Linked DNA regions of Homo sapiens: region 2 is linked to region 1. A link is an interaction called in ENCODE POLR2A ChIA-PET data of the cell type or tissue named here. Cell type or tissue: Panc1. All regions are shown on one strand.

The links. Peaks named below come from ENCODE experiments on the same cell type or tissue, not always from the same donor. Only the 100,000 strongest peaks of a DNase experiment are listed, where the experiment ranks them.
Region 2: POLR2A ChIA-PET joins it to region 1 with 6 read pairs; 1 of 35 experiments calls an interaction of 5 or more read pairs at or near these places.

Annotation. Positions count from the first base shown.
Region 1 is chr5:123,811,492-123,816,491 of GRCh38, reverse strand. No RefSeq gene overlaps it. Among named protein-coding and RNA genes, the nearest start is that of CSNK1G3, 300 kb to the right of the region's middle. In Panc1, no CTCF peak of the experiment used is centred here; DNase peaks (open chromatin) are centred at 1,491 and 2,291; H3K4me3 peaks cover 1,459 bases; H3K27ac peaks cover 5,000 bases.
Region 2 is chr5:123,921,990-123,926,989 of GRCh38, reverse strand. No RefSeq gene overlaps it. Among named protein-coding and RNA genes, the nearest start is that of CSNK1G3, 410 kb to the right of the region's middle. In Panc1, no CTCF peak of the experiment used is centred here; no DNase peak of the experiment used is centred here; H3K27ac peaks cover 867 bases.

The DNA of each region.
Region 1 (5,000 bases):
ATTTCTCTGTCTCTCTTTTCAGTTTTTCTCTGCATCGAATTTGTTTTTTGACAAGCTCTTTCGACCTGGGGTCAAAGACAGCCCATGGCAGCTCAGAGCACTAGAGCTAGCAGTCCTCAATGACACGGAGCCCTCTTTCAAAAGCTCCAGTAATACTCTCAGGAAATGTTCGAATGGGCCTGTTGGGTCACATGTCCGTACCTGACTCAATCACTGTAGCCAGGGGAATGGTGTACTGTGATAGCCAGGCCGGGTACCATGCCCATTCCTGGGGCATGGGATAGGGGGCCATGTGGTTTCTAGCCTCCCTGGATAAGGGAGGAACAACTACTGAAAGGAAAAGATGCTGTTGAAACAGATAAAATGCGAATGACCACTGCAGTGAATTATTTAACATTTTTAAAAATTAATATTCTACTACCCTAAATTTACTGACAAAACAGAGGCAATATGCATATTCTAAAACTCTTTACAAGGCGTATGTTTTGATTTCCTGAGAAAGCTCTAATGGCCCTTGCCAACACACTAAATGGCAGTTTGCATTGCCTGTGTGTTCTGTCATAAACATAACGTGCTTCACGTCTCTCCTCGGTTTATACATCTTCATTTTTAATTGGCCACTAATGTTTTCTGAATGTCTTCACATTCTCGCACAGTGCACTATAAGAAGGTAGATTCTACCCACATACACTCTCATAAAGATTTCAGAACCTTAGAATACCTCATCGGTTTGCACTGCTAGAAACGCTAGGTTTCCAAAGGGACACAACCAAGATCAAGAGGGAAGAAAGGAGTACTATCCCTGGCTGAACTCCAACTTTGGCCAAACATAAGCAAATAAGTAAAATTTGTCTTTGGTGTTTGCCTCCATCTAGGTTTCTATCTCTCAGAGCCCACAGAGCCAAAGCTTTTTCAAGATAACCCTTACTTCCCCAGACACACTTCTAGGCTGCTGCTAAAACTGAAGTTCCCTGAGAAACAAAAGAATGAGAACACAAAAAAAGCATTCAATGGTTTATTTTACATCATAAAGGGAATTCATATCAATAACAATAAGTGATAATTAATTAAAATTGAAAAAATTGTCCTTGTTCTGTGTTGCTTCCACTGAATAATTTATCACCGCATCACCAACCAACCCAAACATGGCCACGATATAGAAGGAGCAGTCTCTCTCCTTCTGCTTTTAATTTGGCTCTCCCAGCCTCACGTCTACCCCCAACAACCTTCTCACTCCCCACCCCTTGAATCCTGTGGCTTCATAGACATTTTAATGCTAATCACCATGGTGTTTAGCAGTTCCCTCTAAATCCTTGTCTAACCAAGGTGAAATTTGGTATTTTATCGGCTTTAAGCAACTGCTTCACAAAAAAGAGACCACATGACTTTGTTTCTGAAGAAGAGCAGATCATCCCGACACAACCTGAGGAATCTACAGAAAAACTACTCCTGACGTCTGCTCTGCATTAAGTCTCACTCCATGGCTTTGTTATTTTTGGACAGTGAAATTACAGAGTTGCATGCCAAGCTCTTCCCAACAGCAGGTTAATTTAGCTATGTCGGCTGCTAAGTTCCTATTTTATCCTGCTTGCCACTTAGTCGCTTAAGGACAAGTCTGGGTCTTTATCTCCTCCCAGGATGGCCTCCTAAGTGCTGCTTGTTAAAAATGACACAATGCCAATATTATAATAAAGATACAGCTTAAATATTTGAAGTAAACAACAAGGTTATTACCAACTAACTGCCAAATACAGGCTACTTCTGATAAGTCTTTCAAAAAAACAAATCAAAACAAAAACCCACATGGTTTTCATTTTTCACACACAGATAGGGTCATTTTAATATAACCAGAGATGGGGGGACACATTATGCAAATGTAGTAACAAATGTAAAATGATAAATTAGCAAGCAACTGTTTAATTATTACTGTGAGTAATTCCTGTAGATTGTGCCACAGCTAATGAACCTGAACTTGTCCTGGTTGACTGCAGTGTTCTGTTGAAACATTTCCGTTTGGTTTGTTTGCTGCCTCTGCAGCTCAGTGAAGTAGATAGCATCTGTTTAATGAGCTCCCACTTCATTACAGAGCTGTACTACTTACTGAGTCATTCTCCTTAAGCATGCAGGCTGTGTACTCTGCTGTTGTTTTAAAGCAAATACTAATTTATGATTACCTGTCACATTAGGCCATCGAAAATTGTACTCACACTGGCTCACATGAGCAGAATGCTAATGAGCTGATTACGGTCTGTGGTAGTGTCCCTTGCTTATAATCCACGGACATAAATTCAGATCCCAGTACAATATGGGCTCCAGAACAATAGATGCTGTTTGAGGGGAAGGAGAGGGAAGGAAAGGGGGGTGAAATCATCACATGTAAATGCACAGACTCTCTCAAAGCCGACAAACTCAGCAATGACCTAATTCAATGTGCACGGATCGTCAGAAACACCCGTTACACTATGTCACGTACAGAGGAAGATGAATGACTCTCTGGCTATTCACTCCCTGGCATGGTCATTATCTAATTGAAGTCTGATGCCCAAGCAAGGCGGATCCTGACACGGTGACTGCAAGCCTCTATTGTATGGAATAAATCCTATAGATGCGTCCTAAAATGATGCTTGCAGAGAAAATTCCAATCAATAACACTTTTCCAAATTGTAGCTTTTCATCTTAAAGCCTAATATTTACCTGCAGGCTTTAGCACAATGCTCTTTTACTAGTTTTTTTTCCCCCTCTGTCTTCCCTTACAAGCATGCCATTTGCACTTTCAAATACAATATTATGCAAAATACTTCACTAAATGTCTTTTATTTTTAGTTTATCCCCTATAATTTGCCCTCATAAATTAAAACTATGGGAAGATGTGATTTTTGCCTTTTTATTGGCAGTCTGCTCAGTTTGGTTTTTTGTTTGTTTATTTTAACAGTCCTTACTTTATTCTGCATGGGGACACCGTGGTTTGCGTCAGAGAGCTTGCTGCCCTTGCTGGTTCAGGGAGATCCACAAATACCACTTTCTTAGAAATGTGTGCACCAGTCATAATCTGTGGTTACAAATACTGCTTGAGACATCAAACGTGAGGATCAGCAATGATAGAGGTGGCCAAGAAACATTCATAATCACACTCACATCTAGAATATTGCTGCCCTTGCTAGTTCAGGGAGATCTACAAATATCACTTTACAGATGCCATGGGTTCCATCTATATTAGTCTCTGCAATGGAGATTAGAAAACCTAACCAAGGTAGCTTATATGATACACGAGAATACAAAGATTAGTCTTCTACATATCAGCCCCCAATACTCACTCTCTTTAATCCCTCTCCTCCTTTTTCTCCTCCTCCTCCTCCTTCTCCTCTTCCTTCTCCTTCTTCAAGACCACCTACTTAGAGACTACAACTTTCCCCCTAATAGAACTTAATATTTTTCAAATTTTCATTTTCCAGTGTTTCATTGTTCAGGACTTGCAACTGGGCTAATGGAAGGCAAGAATAAAAAGAAAAAAATGTCTACCTTTGATACTGTTAAAAGAGAAAACAGGTGACAATAAGCATGAGTCATACCTATGTATGCTCATTATACATTTTAAACTAAACCCTAAACCTTATAAACTTATATCATATAGTATCTAGCAGTTCTGGATATCATCTCTTTCAATAGGTGGCTATTTTATGCCTCATCTCTTTCTCACTACAGTGAGTGGAGTAGGCCCTAAACTAAAATGAAGCAAACCTGAATTCTTTTGTCCAAGAACTACACAGCACTCTAAACTATAATTCTGAGTTTGACTGCTTCACAGGTCAAAATAACTGCTAAGATTCCTTTTAATTCTACTATTTTATAATTCCACTTTCTTAGCAATCATTAAAGGAGCCCTAATCAGTATGGGTGTCCAAGACTATTAAATTGCTAATATTAATTTTAACCACATTTCTGATTTACTCTCATAAGATGAAAACAGTTCTTAAAAATTAGCAATTTTCTTCAATGCACAAATGAAGTGATATGGCTTTTCATTTCAAATGATGCCAATTTACACCATGGCAACCCTGACCCACTGTTTCCTGAAAGAAACCAAGGTTTAATTCATCCTTGTGATGCACAAATCTGATTCTAACTACACACAAATAATAAATTATTGGGCAAATTTGCATATAGTTTTTTTAATGGATCTTTAAGAATCTAGTAACCCAGCTCATGTTATTATCTTAATATGAATCACAAGATTTCAAGTCACTCAACAGAATATTTTTCATAATACCTATGTTTAAACTGCAGAAAAATGGAAGCAAATTAGTTAATTACTGTCTTCAGCTGTATGGGTGCTAACAAATTCTTTTTCCTCACCTATAATGAACTCCCAATGCCAGCCAAGATGGGGGAGCCGTGAGCAGCGTTGCAGGTTTTTTTCTGCAAAAACAAATTGCTTTTCCTGATTTACATGGGAAAAAAAGACTGAGTGCCTATTTACACACTGGATAATCCAATTTGATTATTTTGCAAAACAGTCACTTTCCCCTTATTGGCAGCACTAAGTATTGTGCAGGCTCTCAACTGGAAGGAAAAAGGATATGCATTAGATACAAGGCCACACAATGACTGTGCTCAATTCAACAAGTAAAGTGAGTTTATTTTAAAAAGAAGGTGGAGAGGCAATGAGAAACATTTGGTTGTATGTCTACAAAAAGTATCTGCACTTGATATCCACAAAGAAGACTAATATGGGGAAATCTCACCAAGACTGAAAAAAAAGGAGAGGTTTTATTATGTACTCTTATTTGGTGTGTCTCATAGGATTTTGCACATTTGTCCAATTCTCAAGAACACATTCTTTTGGGGCCAGAATAGAGATAACAGCTATTAAATATTCTTTCATAGGATGAGCCAGATAAAATATATGAAGATTTATAGATACAGATAAAGATATAGAAATATCTGTAATTCAGTCAATAACCAACAATATTTAAAATAGCTGAGCAATACCAGCAGGAAAA
Region 2 (5,000 bases), 110 kb before region 1:
TTTAGTCACATGAGATTGCCAAAGTATGTCCAATCTTCTTTAAGTTTTATTTTGGTGAATAATACTAATATATGTTCCAAAATTGTATGGATTTCTAAAATTCTAATGTCTGAGTATTTACTACAATCATAATTAAGGGTGAAGTTATTGTAAACCACGGAGATAACTAAACTTCGTCAGTCATGTTTTTAGCTATAACTGCCCAGTAAACTTTGTCATTTGTAGACCATTGTTGTCTTGCTTTGTTCCTTCTGAAAAGATAATAAAGCTATATTAGGACTTTAACAGGTTGTTAATAGCTTTGAAGGTTGTAACATTGGGATAGAGAAAGAATGTATGGGACTCATGAAGAACTGAAATATTTACAACCATCAAGCAAAACAAGTGTTAACTAAATGGACTACATGCAGAAAGTTAAAGCAACCTTTTTGACTCTTACTTGGAATATTGCTGATCCTTGTTTTGTTTTTCAGAGTCAAGAAAATTTATTTTGAACTACTTATGGCCTTCAATAATTGAGTAAGGTATACTCCTGTGAACAAATTGGAGCATGTTTGTTTCTCTCTGCCTAGTTCCTCTAGAATTTGGAAACTGTCAGTGAGCACTTTAACTTATGGCAATATAGTTGTTTGCATCAGTGGAATAAGAATCTATTTTCCTTCTTCAACAGGACACAATTAGAAAAACTGGTTATTTTAGCAAGTCTTTGACTGCAAGGGTGTGTTTCCCTTTGAGGAATCAAGCTTGACACTCAGAGCCAATAAAAGTCCCCTGGGGAGAACTGGCCTCATACCTCGGCTACACAGTCCCTGCATGGGATTAGAATCCCAAGGGTCCCCAGTCACAGAACAAGCCTACACCCACCCAATAACACTCCTGAAAGCCTAAAGACGGCCATGGGAGAGGTGCGTTGAAGCCTATTGGTGGAACAGGAGAGTTGAGGGGAAATTCCTCCACATTACTATAAGAATTCGCTGCTATGGGCTGAAGGCAGAAAGTAGAGCTAGAAAACTAAGAGAACTCCTCCCTGACCAGGCACCCCACACATTCACAGAACACCCAGCAATAGCCCGCTGAAGGTTGAGGGCAGGCAGAAGAAGGAGTGAAGTCTCTCAAAGGCATGCTGCACCTTCACTGATGCTGAAGCATCAGTGCTGAATGCTGGGTCAGAGGAGCCAGGTTGACAGAGTCTTTCAGGACCCAAAAAGCTAGGAAGGACTGCACAGGAAAACAACAAAAACAAAAACAAGACAACTCCCCAGTGATCCATAAAGTTGTCAATCAGCTTATAAAACAGAAAGAGATCTGGCATTTAGAATGCAAAGCATAAAGAGATACCTAAAATCTAGCTAGTGCTCAGATCCCAGGCACTGCAGGAAAAAATAAGTGCTGATTCCACACTCAAACCATTTAAGGTCAATAATAAACTAAATTTAACTAAAGCTGTAACACAACCCCAACTGAGCTTAACTGCAGATTAGTAGCATTCAGCCCTCCACAGTGGCAACATGACCAACGAGGTATGCCCTTTTCAGGGGGTTAATAATACTTACTGGTTGGCATATGTCAAAATGTATCATAAAACTAGTAACTGGCATATGATCAAATATTATGAAACCTGTGAAGAATCAAGAAAATGTTAACACATGGTAAACAGAGGAATATAGTCCCAAGAAGGAGGTGGCAAAATGGCCCAAATAGTTACATTAACAGAAAGAGATTTCAAAATTATCGTGATAAAATTAAGCAAAAGAGTTGTAAAAAAATTACAAATGAAAACCTTATGAGTCAAAAAAGAAATCTGAAGAGAAAGTTAAAAATATTTTGAATTGAATGAAAACAAAACCACTACATATAAATATATATAGGATGAAGCTTTAGCAGTGATTAGAAGAAACTTTATGACTTTAAATAGTTAACTTAGATGAACAAGAGAACTCAATGATGTAATTTCCATCTTAAACTAGAAAAAGAAGAGCAGAACAAACCCAAACTTAGTGGAAAGAAGTCAATAACTCTGAGCAAAAATCAGTGAAATAAAAAACAGAAAAGCAAAAGAGAAAAATCTATGAATCTAAAAGCTGATTCTTTAAAAAGATCAATAAAAATCATAAATTTCTAGCAAGACTGACCAAGGATAAAAAGACAGAAGATTCAAATTACTAGTATCAGGAATGAAAGAGGGAATATCACATAGATCTTACATATATTTAAAAAGATATTAAGGGAATGTTATAAATATGCATATGCCCATCAGTGAAATGGACAAATCTCTGTAAAGATATACAGTACCAAACTTCACTTAAAAATAGCCTTGATAGCTCTGCATATATTAAAGATACGAAATTCACAAAGAAAACTCCATGGCCAGTTGGATTTACTAGTGAATTCTACATTTAAGGAAAAAACAATGATGGTTCTCCACAAAATTTTCCAGAAAATTAAAGAGCAAGAAGCACTTTCCAACTCATTTTATGAGGTCAGCATTACCTTCTTACCAAAACCAAATATTATAAGTAAAGGAAATTACACACCAATATCTCTCATAAACATATACATATTTTAATAAAACTTATAAAAATAAATCCAACAACATATAACAAAAGTGACATAACACAAATGAATGAGATCTTTTCCAAGATAAAAAAAAATTGCTCAATATTTGAAATCAAATCAATGTAATTTATTATATCAACCATGCTAAAAACCATATGATTATCTCAATCGATGTAGAAAATAGTATTTTGCATAATTCACCTCCACCTTATGTTAAAAGTCTGTCTGCAAATTAGGAATATAAACTATTTCCTCAACTTGAATGAAATCACGTCCTTTACAGCAACATGGATGGAGCTAGAGGCCATTATCCTAAATGAACTAATTTGGAAACAGAAAATCAAATTTCATGTTTTCACCTTTAAGTGGGAGCTAAACAATAAGTATGCAAAAACAGAAAGATGGAAATAGTAGACACTAGGGACTCCAAAAGTGGAGAAGATGGGAGGGGATTGAGAGCCGAAAAATTACGTGTTGGGTACAATATTCAATACATGGGTGATGAGTACAAAAGAAGCCCAATCTCTACCATTATGCAATATACCCATGGAAGAAACATGTGCATGTATCCTCTGAATCTAAAATAAATAAATAAATAAATAAATAATACTTCTTCAACTTGATACAAGTAATGTACAAATATCCAATAGCTAACAATCATACTTCAAGGTAAAAAACTGAATTATTTCTCTTTTAGATCAGGAATAAAACAAGAACTTTCTTAGCATATCTATTCCATTTTGTCATGATAGTCCTACAAATGTAATAGGAAAGAAAAATAAATACAAAGCATTCATATTAGAAAGAAGTAATTAAATCACTATTTATACATAGACAACATGAACATTTGTGTAGAAAGTTCCAAATAACCAAATAACCTATAATTTTTTTCCAAAGTCAGCAAGTAAAATTAGCAAACTTGCAAGATTCAAAGTTAATGTACAAATATTTTTGTGTTTCTATATACCATGAACAAAAAACTTAGGAATTGATATCAAAAAGTAGATCGATATAATTTAATATTGTATCAAAATATGAAGCACTTAGAAATAAGTCTAGCAAAATATGTGCAAGATTTGCATACTAAGACATGTAAAATATCACTGAATAATCTTAAAGAAGACCTAAATAAATGGAAAAACACACCATATTCATGGATTTAAGACTAAAACTTTTTAAGATGTTATTTCTCCACAAATTGGGCTATAGCTTTAATGCAATCCAAATTTAAAAAAATACACTAATAGCTTTAATGCACGTGAAATCCCAGTCATTCTAAAATGTAAATGTAAATGAAATAATTTAGTATAAACAAAATGTTGAAAAGGAAGTAGGAAGCTGGAAACTCACACTACCTAATATTAAGGTTTTATATAAAGCTATAGTAATCAAGAAAGCATCCTATTGTAAAACAATAAATACACAGTTAATATACATAAATAACACACAATCAATAAAACATAATCAAAACTCCAGAAATAGACACACACATATATATTGGAAATTTATTTTTGACAAACGAAATAAGATAATGTAATAGGGAATGAATAGTTTTTCAACAAATGGTCTTAAAATCATTGGACATCCATATGCAGAAATAAATGTATTTTGACCCATACCTTACATCTTATACAAAAATTAACTCAAAAGGGATCACAGGCCAGAACAGGATATAAATAGGATGTTTAGGTATATCACAGTCAACGTGCTGTGAAACTAAAGATAAACAGAAAAAAATAATGTCTTAAAAGCCTTCAGAAAAAAATAGATACATTACCTACTGGTGAACTACAGTCAGAATAATAAACTTATGAGCAACAACATAAGCCAAAAGACAATAGAAAGATATCTACAAGTGTCAAGAAATGTCAAATATAACTCTATGTCTAGAAAAATAATCCTTTAAAAATGAATTCAAAATATAAATATTTAGAGACAAATCCTGAGAAAATTTCTCTCTGGTATACTGCACCACAGAAAATGCTTAAAATGTACTTCAGGCTGAAGAGAAATATTATCTAATTAAAACTTAGATCTAATTAAAACCTAGATCTGTAGAAAGAAATGTGGTAAATATAAGAATGCAAATGTATTTTTAACATATATACCATGGGATACTAAGCCGCCAAAAATGAAGAACAAGCTCATGTTCTTTGCAGGAACATGGATGGCACTGGAGGACATTATCCTTAGCAAACTAATACAGGAACAGAAAACCAAATCCTGCATGTTTTCAGTTATAACGGGGAGGTAAATGGACAGAAAGAGGGGAAGAACAAACACCAGAGCCTGAAGATAGAGGGTGGGAGGAGACAGAAGTTCAGAAAAAAAAACCAAAAACATCTCCAGTAATATGGTTAGTACCCGAGTTATAAAATAATCTGTACACCAACCCCCAACTCATGAGTTTACCTGTATAACAAACATGGACATGTACCCCTGAA